Linked DNA regions of Homo sapiens: region 1 is linked to region 2. Evidence: read pairs that join two places in POLR2A ChIA-PET (ENCODE). Cell type or tissue: OCI-LY7. All regions are shown on one strand. Links, peaks and the distances in the headings refer to the core of each region. The heading gives the core; the rest is flanking DNA.

Region 1 (7,543 bases), core at 1,500-6,499, 140 kb before region 2:
GGTGAGTGTGGTGGCAGGCGCCTGTAGTCCCAGCTACTCGGGAGGCTGAGGCAGGAGAATGTTGTGAACCCGGGAGGTGGAGCTTGCAGTGAGCTGAGATCGCGCCACTGCACTCCAGCCTGGGTGACAGAGCGAGACTCCGTCTCAAAAAAAAAAAAGAAAGAAAGAAAAGAAAGAAAAAAAATTGAAAAACCAAGCACCTGGCTCTTAGCTTTGTGGCTGTGGATTGTCCATTGTAAAGAATAATCTGGGGGGCCGGGTGCGGTGGCTCACACCTGTAATCCCAGCACTTTGGGAGGCCGAGGCAGGTGGATCACGAGGTCAGGAGATCGCGACCATCCTGGCCAACATGGTGAAACCTCGTCTCTAACTAAAATACAAAAATTAGCCTGGCGTGGTGGCTTGCGCCTGTAATCCCGGCTACCCAGGAGCCTGAGGCAGGAGAATCGCTTGAACCTGGGAGGCGGAGGTTGCAGTAAACCAAGATTGCGCCACTGTACTCTAGCCTGGGTGACACAGTGAGACTACATCTCAAAAAAAAAAAATAATAATAATAATAATAATCTGGGGAGGCTGGGCACAGTGGCTCACACCTGTAATACCAGCACTTTGGGAGGCTGAGGCGAGCAGATTACCTGAGGTCAGGGGTTTGAGACCAGCCTGCCCAACATGGTGAAACACCATCTCTACCAAAAAATACAAAAATTAGCCAGGTGTGGTGGCAGGCACCTGTAATCCAGCTACTTGAGAGGTTGAGGCAGGAGAATCGTTTGAACCCCGGAGGCAGAGGTCGCAGTGAGCCAAGATCACACAACTGCACTCCAGCCTGGGTGACAGAATGAGACTCCATCTCAGGAAAAAAAAAAAAAAAGAAAAAAAAAAAGAACTTTGCCAAGGTCACATAGCTGGCATGTGGAAAAAGCAAGGGTCAAACCTGGGCAGCAGGGTCCACACTGTCCGAATACTGTGGGTATCTGTGACTTGAGCCTGCCCAGAATCCTAATTTTCCCTTGGGGAACTACCCCACCCCTATAATCTATATGGTTTGGGTGAAGCTGACCACAAACCTGGCTCTAGAATGGGTTGTATCACCCAGTCTTAGCCCACCAGAGCAGAAAATTATCCTGGCTATGGCGATTAATTCAAAAGTGACCCCAGTCAGATCAGTGTGAACCTTCCATCAGATCTTTACTAAACACTATAAGGAAAAAGATACTCCCTCAGGGTAGTAAGAGCTCAGCAGTCTAGAGCTGCCAAGGCCATTTTTGTCACCTACTTGAAAAGGAAGGCAGCACAGGGCAAATCTGAACTGGAGAAATAGAGCAAGACAAAGTCCCACTGACATTACTTAAGCTCCTGGATCCAGCCATACCTGAAATACTCCTGGATTTTTCAACTGTGTGAGCTAATGTATTCTGCTCCCCTCCTTGCTCATTTTGGCTCAGGCTAGTTGAGCACATAGTAAGTGCAGATGTTCAAACATAGATCATGGTTTAGGTCATGATCACAGCCTACCCCATTATTATTATTATTATTATTATTATTATTATTAAGATGGAGTCTTGCCCTGTCACCCAGCCTGGAGTGCAGTGGTGTGATCTCGGCTCACTGTGGCCTCTACCTCCCGGGTTCAAGAGATTCTTCTCTCTCAGCCTCCCAAGTAGCTGGGACCACAGGCATGCACCACCACACCAGGCTAATTTTTGTATTTTTAGTGGAGACCAGGTTTCGCCATGCTGGCTAGGCTGGTCTCGAACTCCTGACCTCAAGTCATCCACCTGCCTTGGCCTCCCAAAGTGCTGGGATTACAGGCGTGAGCCATTGTGCTGGGGCCTATTATTATTATTATTATTATTATTATTATTATTATTATTATTTTGAGACAAAGTTTTCCTCTTGTTTTCCAGGCTGGAGCGCAGTGGTGCTGTCTCGGCTTGCTGCAACCTCCACCTTCTGGGTTCAAGCGATTCTCATGCCTCAGCCTCCCAAGTAGCTGGGATTACAGGTGTGTGCCACCATGTCCGGCTAATTTTGCACTTTTAGTAGAGGTGGGGTTTCTCCATGTTGGTCAGGCTGGTCTCGAACTCCTGACCTCAGGTGATCCACCCACCTCGGCCTCCCAAAGTGCTGGGATTACAGGCGTGAGCCAGTGCACCTGGCCCCTATTATTATTACTTTTTAAAACATTTTCCTGTAAGAGCTTTACTGAGATATAATTCAGATACCACATAATTTACCTATTTAAAGTGTATGATTTCATGGGTTTTCATTTTCATACCTTTGGAGTTGAGCAACCAAGTCCCCAATCAATTTTAGAGCATTTTCACCACTCCCAAAAGAAACCCCATACACGTTAGCAGTCAATCCCCATTTTCTCCCAAGTCCCCCTGCCCTGGCAACCACTAATCTACTTTCTGCCTCTACAGATTTGCCTATACTGGACATTTCACATAAATGAAATCATGTAACATAAGCTCCTTTATGCTGTTCATTTGTTTTTTGTGTTTTGCTCGTTTTTTTGTTTGTTTTATGGAGACGGAGTCTCGCTCTGTCACCCAGGCTGGAGTGCAGTGGTGCGATCTCAGCTCACTGCAACCTCCGCCTCCCAGGTTCAAGCAATTCTCCTGCCTCAGCCTCCCAAGTAGTTGGGACTACAGGTGCGCGCTGCCACGCCCAGCTAATGTTTTGTATTTTAGTAGAGATGGGGTTTCACTGTGTCGCCCATGCTGGTCTTGAACTCTTGCCCGCCTCTGCCTCCCAAAGTGCTGGGATTACAGGCATGAGCCACCGCACCCGGCCAGTTCTTTTGTTTAACATGTTTTTCCAGTTAATCTGTATTGTAGTAAGTGTCAGCCTCTATTTCTTTTTATTGCTCAGTAAGACTCCATTGTATGGATACATACATTTATTTACTCATTTATAGGCTGGGCGTGGTGGCGCACACCTGTAATCCCAGTACTTTGGGAAGCTGAGGCAGGCGGATCACCTGAGGTCAAGAGTTCAAGACTGGTCTGGTCAACGTGGTGAAACCCCGTCTCTACTAAAAATAGAAAAATTAGCTGGGTGTGGTGGTGGGCACCTGTAATACCAGCTACTTGGGAAGCTGAGACAGGAGAATTGATTGAACCCGGGAGGTGGAGGCTGCCGTGAGCCGAGATTGCACCACTGCACTCCAGCCTGAGTGACAGAGGGAGACTCTGTCTAAAATATATATATCCATCTATCAGTTGTTGGACATTTGGATTGGTTTCACTTTTAGCTATAATGAATAATACTGCAGTGAACTTTCATGTACAAATTTTGTGAGGACATATGTTTTCAATGCTTGGACATATACCTAGGGGGAAAATTGCTGGATGATATGGTAACCCTATGTTTACACTTTTTTTTCTTTTTTCAATAGAGACGGGGTCTCACTATCGAGGTTGCCCAGGCTGGTCTCGAACTCCCAAGTTCAAGTGATCCTCCCGTCTCAGTTTCCCAAAGTGCTGGGATTACAAGCACTTGGATCACTGCACCCAGCTTGTTTAGTCTTTTGAGGAACTACTACCCTGTTTTCTAAAGTGGCTGCCCCACTTTACATTCCTGTCAGCAGTGTAGGAGCACTCCCTTACTTTTGCTATGTCTCTGGCAAGTTGCTTCAGCTCTCTGGGCCTCTGTTTTCCCATATCGTAAATGGGGATGCTCTATTGTAAAGATTAAACAAAGACCATGACTGGGCACAGTGGCTCACGCCTGTACTCCTAGCATTTTGGGAGGCCGAGGTGAGAGGATCTCTTGAGCCCAGGAGTTAGAGACCAGCTTAGACAACATAGCAGGACCTCATTTCTACAAATAATTTTTAAAAATTAGCCAGGCGGCCGGATGCAGTGGCTCACACCTGTAATCCCAGCACTTTGGGAGGCCAAAGTGTGTGGATCACCTGAAGTCAGGAGTTTGACACCAGCCTGGTCAACATGGCGAAACCCCGTCTCTCCTAAAAATACCTAAAAATACAAAAATTAGTCGGGTGTGGTGGCACATGCCTGTAATCCCAGCTACTTGGGAGGCTGAGGCAAGACAATCACTTGAACCCAGCAGACGATCTCATGCAGTGAGCTGAGATTGCACCACTGCACTGCAGCCTGGGCAACTTAGTAAGACTCCGTCTTGGAAGAAAAAATACAGAAATTAGCTAGGTGTGGTGGTGCATACCTGTAGTCCTAGCTAATCGGGAGGCTAAGGTGGGAGGATCACCTGATCCCAGGGAGGTCAAGGCTGCAGTGAACTGTGTTCCAGCCTCTGCACTCCAGTCGGGGTGGCTGCTTGAGACCCTGTTTCAAAAAAAGTGATCAGGTATATGAGATTTGAGGTGAGTGTCTTACATTCTAGGCTTCAGTTCTCTTCTGTGAAGTGGGGATAGCAAAAGCATTTTCCTCGTAAGTTTCCTCTGAGCATGAAATGAGACCCAGCTGCTAGAGACAGGACAATCTCAGATAAATGGCGACTTTAGACCTAGTCATAAAGTGCCTCCAGTTGAACAAAACTTGCCTGCCTATCTGTGGGCGATGCACCCAGTGCTATAATATTTATTAATGCTCCCTTGATTTTCAATGTAAGATTTTTTTCGCCTTGTAAGACCCTGGAAGCGGCCGAGTGTGGCGGCTCACGTCTATAGTCCCAGCACTTTGGGAGGCTGAGGAGGGCAGATCAAAAGGTCAGGAGTTTGAGACTAGCCTGGCCAACATGGCAAAACCCCATCTCTACTAAAACTACAAAAATTAGCTGGGTGTAGGTGGCAGGCACCTGTAATCCCAGCTACTCAGGAGGCTGAGGCAGCAGAATCGCTTGAACTCGGGAGGCGGAGGCAGTGAGCCGAGATCGCGCCACTGCACTCCAGCCTGGGTGACAAGAGCAAGACCTCATCTCAAAAAAGAAAAAAAAAAAAACAAAAAAAAAACTCTGGAAGATTTGCGGTCCAATTCACGAGGATCAGCTGATATTCTGGAACCATGCTGTGGATTGGGGGGGATGACATGATCTGCTGATGAATGACACATTGGCTGAGAAACAGAAACTGCCCAGCTTAAAGTGAGAGAGTGTGAAAACCTCATGACTGAGTCATGGTCCTAGGAGTGGGATGAGGGTGGGGAGGTGGGCGGGAAGAGTGGAATGGGGGTGGTTAATTAGCCATTCCTTTAAGTGGGCTCTCTGCCTTTCTGTCTTTTTCTCTGAGCTCATCACTTCCTCTCCCACTTCCTACAGTATGGTCTCAAACACTTGCATTTTCGGAAAAAAGCATGATCTCCTGACCTTTGTACATGCTGTTCCCTTTGCCCAGAGCACCATTTCTGGTAATTTCCTCCCTGTCACCTGGCAACGTTCATCCTTGAGTTTTCAGCTTAGAGGTCAACTTCTCCAGGTAGCTGTCCGAATTGGGGATCTTCTGTCTTGCCAGTGGGGCATGTATGTCCTCTGGATCAGAAAGCAGCATCTCTCTCTCTCTCTCTCTCTCTTTTTAATTTTTGAGACAGGCTGTGGCTGAGGCTGGAGTGCAGTGGCGTGATCTCGGCTCACTGCAACCTCTACCTCCTGGGTTCAAGCGATTCTCCTGCCTCAGCCTCCTGAGTAGCTGGGATTACAAGTGTGTGCCACCACGCCTGGCCTGTTATTTTAAAATAATTAAATCTGTCTCCATCCTGGGATTGCTAAATAAATAAATTAATTAATTAATTAAAAGCAAAGCTTAAAAAAATGAAAGCAGCACATACTTGTGTAATAATGAATGTAAACAACTCAAAAATGTGTAGGTTAGAAGTGAGAGTTATTTTGCCCCTCCTAATAAATATTAGCTGAATCCATGAATAAATGTCATGTCTATAAATAGATGATGAATGAATGATTGAATAAGAAAACAGTTCTGTCCAGAGAGACCTCGGTTCAAGGTGACCCCCCGCAACCTCCCACTCACAAGCAGGCCAGCTGGTTTCTCTGAAAGTCTCGGCCCTGGGCCAGTGTTTTATTTCTTTCTGGGATGGGCCCCTATCTAGGAGTTTTTTTTCCCTTGGAACCTTGGAGAATGACTCATGAGGACTTTCAATGGGCAGCAAGTGCCCTGGTGACATAGGGTCACATCCTGTTACTCAAGAAGGCAGGTCCTGGGTAGATCCCAGGGAGGTGAGTTGGTGGGGGATAAAGAGCTCCTGTGTGGCCAGCAGCTGGCTGCAGTTCCCCAGGAAACAGCTTCCGGCAGACACTCAATCTCCAGTTGTAACAGGTGGTGTGGAGTCCGCTGTCCCAGGGAGTGGGCTCAAGGCCTAGTCCTGCCAATGAACTTGCTGTAGAAACTTTTCTGTCTATCAAATGAGGTGAGGTCCATGGAAAACCTAAAGGTTGCCTGTTGAATACTCATCCTGTTCCTTCTTTTTTACTTACAGAACCCCAACTGGGGGTGGGGGACATTGGACAACAATGTGTCTAAGGGGAGGCTGGGCCTCTCTCTGGCCCCAGTGTTTGTGTGTCCAAATGCATGCACAAGTGTGTGTGTGTGTGTGTGTGTAGCTGCAAGCACACAGGAAAATGTATACATCTTGTTTATCTTGTTTATCCACGAATCCCAGCTCCAAGACATCTTCCTGGAGGGATGGCCAAGGCACATGATGACAGTCTACATTCTTCTCATTTTGTTTTTTCTAGTTTGTTTCATTTTTTCCTTTTCTTGTTTTCTTTTGTTTGCTTTTGTGTGTGTGTATGTTTCTGTTTCTTACTTTTTGTTATTTTAAATTTTATTTATTTTTCTTCTCACTTTTTTATTTTGGAGACAGAGTCTCGCCCTGTCACCCAAGCTGGAGTGCAGTGGTCCAATGTCGGCTCATTGTAACTTCTGCCTCCCAGGTTCAAGTGATTCTCCTGCCTCAGCCCCCCGAGTAGCTGGGATTAACAGGCATGTGCCACCGCGCCCAGCTAATTTTTGTATTTTTAGTAGAGACGGGGTTTTACCATGTTTGCCAGGCTGGTCTCAAACTCCTGACCTCGGGCAATCGCCTGCCTCAGCTTCCTAAAGTGCTAGGATTACAGGCCTAAGCCACCGTGCCCAGCCTCATTTTTTTTTTTCTTTTTTTTGAGATGGTCTCCCTCTGTCACCTAGGTTGGAATGCACTGGTGCAATAATTGCTCACTGCAGCCATGACCTCCCATGCTCAAGCAATCCTCCCACCTCAGCCTCCCACGTAGCTGGGACTACAGGTGAGTGCCACCATACCCGACTAATTTTTGTATTTTTTGTAGAGATGGAGTTTTGCCATGTTGCCCAGGCTGGTCTCCAACTCCTGGGCTCAAGTGATCCTCCGACCTCGGCCTCCCAAACTGCTGGGATTACAGTCTTGAGCCACTGCACCCGGCCTATTCTCACTTTCTGAATGGCTTTGGGCAAGTCACAATCTCTGTGTGCTTCAGTTTCTTCTCTGAAGTGGGAATGGCAAGCTGGACACCCTGAGCGTGTGTCTGTAGTCCCAGCTTCTGGGGCTGAGGCCAGGGGTTCAAGGCTATAGTGTGCCATGATCAC
Region 2 (7,146 bases), core at 1-5,000:
ACTGTATATCCCAACAAAGCAGCTATTTTCATTTTTCTCCTTTGACATGCGAAAATCAACAAATTATAATTTAGCAATTTTTTCTTCTAATAAATAATACGTTCATTATAAAATACAAATGAGTATAAAAATAAATTACCCACAACAATAAGTAACATGTTACCATTTCATTGAGTTTATTTTGTGTTTAAAAAGTGGCAAGTGAACAGTAATTTAAAATCTCTGTGTGTCAGTTTTTAAAATCACAAATCTCAGGATTGTGAGGATTAAATGATGTAATGTGTATAGAGCTCTGGCATATCTGATATGTGATAAGCTCTCAATAGGTGTTACTGTTTTTATATCAACATTAAATACTCTGTAAACAGGATCTTAAGTGGCTCCATTTAATTCGGTTATATAGATGTACTGTAATTTATGTAACTATTTCCTGGTGTATATTTAGAATCTTTTCCATTTTCCACTATTTAGAGTGTGATATAGTAGATAATTCTTTTGCCTGTTATTCCTATTTAGGAAAAATTCCTATAAGCGAATGTAGTCATTTTAAGGCTCTTTTTTTTTTTAAGCTCTGTCCTTTAATGGATGCAAATAGGGTTTTTAAGGCATATTATAACTAAGTGCCCCTCCTGCTAAAGGTTCTAACAAAACTTTTCACTTCACCAGTGTTCTCTGTACTAAATGCCCATTTCATTGGAACCACTCCAAACTGAAGGGTGGAATATTAGTGATATGTCTACATAGATTTAGCTGCGCCATCACATAAGGCTTGTACTGTACAAGCTTGGGTGAACAATCCTGTGTGTGAGTGGAATAAAGTAATATTTTTATGGAGTAAGTAAACAGTAACCTCATAAGGAACAAATGCAAAATACTACCTGGTATCTGTTTCCTTTGTAGCTTGGCTTTTGAAAAGTATGTGTTTGTTGTTAATTACAAGGACTATTTTGCTAATAAAAATTCAAATGATAGGCTGAGCACTGTGGCTCACACCTGTAATCCCACCTCTTCACAAGGCCTAGGCTTGAGGATCACTTGAGCCCAGGAGTTCAAGACCAGTCTGGGCAACAGTGAGACCTTGTCTCTACAAAAAATAAAAAAAATTAGCCTGTTGTGGTGGCACACGCCTGTAGTCCCAGCTACTCAGGAGGCTGAGATGGGAGGACTAATTGAGCCTGGGAGATTGAGGCTGCACTGAACCATGATCACCTCACTGTACTCCAGCCTGGGCAACACAGTGGACCCTGTCTCTTAAAAAAAAAAAATTAGATGATACAAGTGTCTAAGTATTAATCCCCATTTTGATTCTATTTTATTCCCTGGAAGTAACCATTTCTTTCCGTACTTTTCTTTTCTTTTTTGAGACAGATTTTCTTTCTGTTACCCAAGCTGGTGCAATTTTGCTCACTGCAACCTTTGCCTCCCGGGTTCAAGTGATTCTCCTGTCTCAGCCTCCTGAGTAGCTGGGATTACAGACCTGCACCACCACGCCTGGCTAATTTTTTTTTTTTTTTTTAAGTAGAGATGGGGTTTCACCATTTTGGCCAGGCTGGTCTCGAACTCCTGACCTCAAATGATCTGCCCACCTCGGCCTCCCAAAGTGCTGGGATTACAGGCACGAGCCACCTAGCCCAGCCTATTTTTTCCGTTCACATAAAAACTTTAATTCAGTTAAAATTGAGTTTTAACTCAGTTTTTAAGAAATGACACAATGAGTCAGTTAAGCGGGTGAGAGCTTTTGCTGTGTGTGATTTCCAGGGTAAGCTTGTAACATGTCTTGTAGGCTTTGGTCACTCCTGGGCTATTACCGTTGTATCTAAAAGCCTGTTCTCTTGGTCTTGGACAGAGTACAGAATGCAGGCTATTCTGTGAGCCGGCCAGAGGGTGACACAGGAAAGTACAAGTCCATTCCTCATCACCATCGAGGAGAAGTCCAGTTTCTTGGAAGGTTGGTGGAATTTATCTCTGTCTCTTAGAAGTATCCCCTATACTTTCATGTCCGGATATCTTAGAGCATATTACAGCCCCTTCTCCTACTCCCCACCCCGAGGCCCTGTTCTGACAGCTGTTTGACAGCTGTTGCATGTATTCTAACTCTGAGGCAGAACAGTGTGGGGATCAGACCGTTGGTGAACATTTTCAATAGTAAGATTCTTCGAAGGAAATCACTTGTCCTATGTCTTCAGCCTTGTGGTCTCCACAGTAGCCTTTGGGGAATTTGGGAAGAAACAGCTTGGATGAAGGTCCCTGAGGTGACAGAGCAGTGGCGCCCTTTCCGCAGGCTCCCGTTCCGAATGGTGTCCTGAGCTTCTGTCTGGGTGGCTGCAGTTGCTGTGTTACCTTTTCTTTCTTTGTGTGTGTGTGTGTGTGTGTGTGTGTGTCTTTTCTAAATTGTGGGGAAGACTGTGCTCTAGACAACCAATTCTAATTGCTGAAATTCTGTTTTCATGGGAGTAAAATGGCACTGAATACAGAGTATGAACTTTCTCATCTGTTGTATTTTTAATGCTTTACCTCCCACTTCCCCACTCTCTGACCTTGGGCAAGTTACCTCACATTATTAAGCCTTGGCTTCCTCATTTGCTAGCAGGGGCTGGCGTGAGCATTAAATGAAATAATTAAGTGAAGCACCTGGCATGAAACACAGGAGGTGTTTCTGACCACAGCACTCAGCCTGGCATAGCAGAATTGGCCGTGCGCCCACCTTGTGCTGCAGAAGTGCTGCCATGGGTTGCGTCCTCTGCTGTGGGACGCCCTGCTCCATCCTCTGGCTGCAGAGGCATGGATCCTCACTCAGAGCCACCTCTTCTCTGTTCCCTCCCTAAACAGGTATGCTCTGCTGAGGAAGTCAAAAGAACGGCAAGGGCTGGATGGCCTCAACAACCTGAACTACTTTGCAAACATCACATACGACGCCTTGTATAAAAACATAACTGTCAACCTGACACCCGAGCTGGCTCAGGTGAACGAGTACTGAGAGGAGAGAATGTACGTTTGCTTTACCCACCGCCACCAAGAAAGCAGTCCGATGAGATTTTTTTTTGGAGGGGGGAGGGTCTACACAGCAAGAGAACAGAAATACTGTGTCTCATGAAGGATCACAGAGTTCAGGGGGAAAATGTGACAGCACACGCACAAACGCCTTCACTGGATCAGCCGCTGGAACTGAGGGAGTGAGCTTGGGGACTTCCTTCGTCAGCACTGGCTTTCTGTTTTCACAAGACAGACGTCTGTCCCGCTGCTCTCTCCCCATCTCCTACCCCACATCCTGTCTTAGCCGCAGTCTCCAGAACCCATGATGAACTGTGATCTGCCGTGGTCCTGCCGTGGTCCTGCCGTGGAGCCTGTCCCTACACATGACCTTGGAGCCTCTTGGCCTTCAGAGCAGAGGCAAACCCACCACAGGGCAGCTGCGTTTTAGGAAGAGCAAATGAAACTCCACACCATTCTTCTAGATCTCTGGTGTTCTCTTTGGTTTCATTTTTTTAAAAAATTACCTTCTTTGGGTGGGGATTGAGGGTGGAGGGGAGGGTGTTTGGGAAAGATAAATAGACATAAATATATAACAATCACTTCTTGAAGAAGTATAATTGTAAATAAGCCATGTAAAATGCCTTTTTAAAATTTAATTTTCTAGCTGGCTCCAATTCAAATTGAGGATTTATGTATTAGGCCACTTACTTGGTTGGCAAGTGCAGGAACTCAGTTAAAATGCAGTTGAAGAATGTCATCTCCCGAATTGCTGTCACTTTGGCGAGGGAGTGGATATAGGGCATGTCACAAAAGAACAAAATAACCCGACCTTTATTGCTGGGAGCTGGCTTCTGTCCCTTTCTTCCCCCCCCCACGAGTCTTGCCCTTGACTTCTGCTCTGGATTCACTCTTCCCTGTCGGCCGCGCATGTGCTCATCCCACTCTCCGCTAAGCGGGAGGCTGCTGTTAGAGCAGGCTGCTTCCTGCCTAAAGCAGGCCCTTCGGGGCTCGCTGCACACACATCTCTGGCTCTCCAGGCTTCGTGTTCTGTCTTTTCATCAGCATGGCGGGGCGGGGGGCGGGGGGCGGGGGTGTGTATGGGAATCCCTCCCCCTCTTACTTTTTCTCTTGTGGAACTTGGCCACAGTTTCTGAACAATGTGCCTACATTACCAGCTGGCTTCAGTGATTCCTCTGTGTCCCTTTTTGGTTTCTGGAAAGATTCTTTGTCAACATTAGTAACTGATACATAGAACCAAGGAGCACTCAAATAGGGAGCCAGGAGCCAGGGAGCTGGTGACACTTGTGTGCTGTGGGGCAGCTGGGATCCAGGTAAGACCGGATTGAAGCTTTGAAATTAGACTAACAAAGCTCCAGACAGCAAGAGCCCAGGTGCACTGCTCACACCCCCACCTGCATTTTGAAGTCATATTATTTTTTGTTTTGTTTTTTAAGACGGTCTGGCTCTGTCGCCTAAGCTGGAGTGTGGTGGCACGATCACAGCTCACTGCAGCCTCCATCTCCTAGGCTCAAGCCATTTTCCCACCTCAGCCTCCCGAGTAGCTGGGACTACAGGTGCACACCACCACACCTGGCTAATTTTTTGTATTTTTAGTAGAGACAGGGGTTTCTTCCATGTTGCCCAGGCTGGTCTCGAACTCCTGGACTCAAGCAATCCGCCCACCTTGACTTCCCAAAGTGCTGGGATTATGGGCGGGTGTGAGCCATTGCGCCCAGCCTTGAAGTCATGTTCTAAATTGTATTTGAATTTGTGCCTCTTTGTTTTTCCCCAAACCAAAGCCCTCAAATTGTAGTCTCTGTCGGCTTCTGCAGAATTCTGGAAAATGCCAGTTTTCCTCCCCCGCCCTTGTTTTCCATAAAACATATTTATATATTGTGATGAGGAGTACTTTCTGAAGAGTACTTCGTATTTTTTTTTAATTGCCTTGTTTGCCTTCAACTTCCTTGATTTTCATAGTTTACATGGGTGTGTGTAGGGGTGTGTGTGTGTATGTGTGTGGGTTAGGGCTTTTTTCGTTGCATGTGATGGTTCTGTGGACATATGATCCCCACAAACTGTGGGAGTGATTGGCCAGGCCTTGTTTTGTTTGTTTGTTTGTTTGTGTTTTTGTTCTTTTGAAGAATAGAGTGGTATTTAGAAAATAAATTGCATTGCAAAGCTCTTATCGGCTCATATGAGAGAGCAGGTTCCTGCCCTTGAAAATGCCGGTAAGCTATAGCATATGTTTTTTAAGACTTAAGCATTTCATGCTTTAAAATACCTTCACAAGTGAACATTACACACAGAAGTTCATTTGGTTTTCCTTTGTTTTATGGTGCATATAGCAATAAAGACCCCCCTCCACCCTGCAACCCCCATCCCCCACCGGGCCTTTGTCCCTGCCTTGGCTTTTCTCCCCTTCTCATTCTCCTCTCCCCTTTCCTCACTGAAGGCTGTGAGTTGCTTTCAATGTGACAACACTATGATGTCATTTGGAAGGATTTGCCAGGACAGACTGATTCTGAGTCCTGGGTGCCGTATGTGTATGCGGCAGTGTTGTCAGGCGATCTTGTTTGAAGCTCTATGTTGCCATAATTACCATCAAGTACACACTGTTGGCAAAAGGCTAACACCTGACTTTAGAAAATGCTGATTTGAGAACAAAAGGAAAGGTCTTTTTTCACTGCTTAAAGTGGGGTCACTTTGATACCTTTGCGGTCATGTCTGTGTCTGATGAGTGTAGAATCTCTGGATGTGCACTGTCAGTCATGTGTCCACCAGGCCTCGAATATCATATGGGAAATGTCATAGTTAAAAACGTACAGCCAGGCCCGTGTGCTGTTAATAGTGTGAAATTGTCATGTTAAAAAAAAAAACAGGAACCAAATGTGACCTTGTGCATATATTGGTAGCTGAAAATCTTCAAGGCTACTGATGGGTGGCCCCTTAATCTTGTCTTTGATTGCTGTGTGCAGGGAAAGGTGTCCCCGTTTGTTCATGCTGTTTTGGGGGGTGGGGGGGTATTTGCAAGAATACTCATTTTGACATAATAGGTCCTCTTGTCAGAGATCCTCTACCACAGACATTAATAGCTGAGCAGGAGCCACATGGATTGATTGTATCCACTCACCATTGACGATGGCATTGAGCGTAGCTAGCTTATTTCCATCACTACGTGTTTTTGAGCTTGCTCTTACGTTTTAAGAGGTGCCAGGGGTACATTTTTGCACTGAAATCTAAAGATGTTTTAAAAAACACTTTTCACAAAAATAGTCCTTTGTCATTACATTATTTACTCATGTGTTTGTACATTTTTGTATGTTAATTTATGAATGATTTTTTCAGTAAAAAATACATATTCAAGAACCAAACCTTGGTGGTCATTTCTCTTTGTGTAGGACAGTTTGGGTCCTTGGGGGTCTTTCCTTTTTCCTTTCCTTTCCTACAGGAGTTCAACTTAAGGCAGCTCAGCTGAGCTCTGGGTCTTGCTGGGGTAAATACTGCCTGACCCGTGCTGCAGGTGAACGGGCTGAGTAAAAAGCTACGCAGTGTAACAGAAGCAGTCCTCCACTGTGCTGCCCAGGCATGCCCACGCTTGGGTTTTCTTTCAAGAATCACCCAGGTGGTACCAAGAAAGTTGCATAAGACACTTGAGTGAGGGGACTTGGGGGTGAAGGGGGTGGTGAGGGTTGATGGAGTTTGATTCCAGAAGGTTCTCTGGGATCAGTGTAGGGTTTATATGCCAGATTCTGCTCAGAGATTGTCATCATGGCTTCTATGTGTTGAATGTTTGCCACTCACAGTATTAATAGTGTCAGATGCCGGGGACATAATAATAGAGAAAATAAGACAGGATCAGTGGACTCATTAAACTTACGGTCCACTGGGGGGTATGATTAAAATTGTATCCTCAATACCTGGTCCAAAAGGGGAAGCTGCAGGTGACGAGTGCATGGTAGGGTGGGCATTCCAGTTGGGAATGTAGGGAAGGTGGAAGCAAGTGAGCTAGGGGGAGACAAGGAGCGTGTGGCACACAGCTGCAGGGCAGGGAGGAAGCCAGCGTGGCTGGAGTAGAGGGGGCAGGGGGGCGCACAGGGGGAGGAGTTTGCATTTCATCCTTAGAGCAGTGGATTCAAGAGTTTTCAGCAGGCAGGGCTGCGTGATGCGATTCGG

Evidence for each region. ChIA-PET counts read pairs that join two places held together with the same protein. Peaks named below come from ENCODE experiments on the same cell type or tissue, not always from the same donor. Only the 100,000 strongest peaks of a DNase experiment are listed, where the experiment ranks them.
Region 1: POLR2A ChIA-PET joins it to region 2 with 5 read pairs; 6 of 35 experiments call an interaction of 5 or more read pairs at or near these places.

The regions. Positions count from the first base shown.
Region 1 is chr20:49,774,032-49,781,574 of GRCh38, reverse strand. It overlaps LOC105372652 (a long non-coding RNA gene), which reads left to right and starts at 6,204. Exons shown (of 3, transcript XR_936825.3): 1 at 6,204-6,347. RefSeq lists a silencer at 6,088-6,236. In OCI-LY7, for the core only: no CTCF peak of the experiment used is centred there; no DNase peak of the experiment used is centred there.
Region 2 is chr20:49,632,143-49,639,288 of GRCh38, reverse strand. It overlaps B4GALT5 (beta-1,4-galactosyltransferase 5), which reads left to right. Exons shown (of 9, transcript NM_004776.4): 8 at 1,847-1,948; 9 at 2,830-6,344. The coding sequence ends at 2,977. It overlaps LOC124904926 (a long non-coding RNA gene), which reads left to right and starts at 7,093. Exons shown (of 2, transcript XR_007067638.1): 1 at 7,093-7,146. RefSeq lists an enhancer at 2,285-2,785. In OCI-LY7, for the core only: a CTCF peak has its summit at 2,157; DNase peaks (open chromatin) are centred at 2,618, 3,278, 3,968 and 4,368; H3K4me3 peaks cover 2,467 bases; H3K27ac peaks cover 3,347 bases.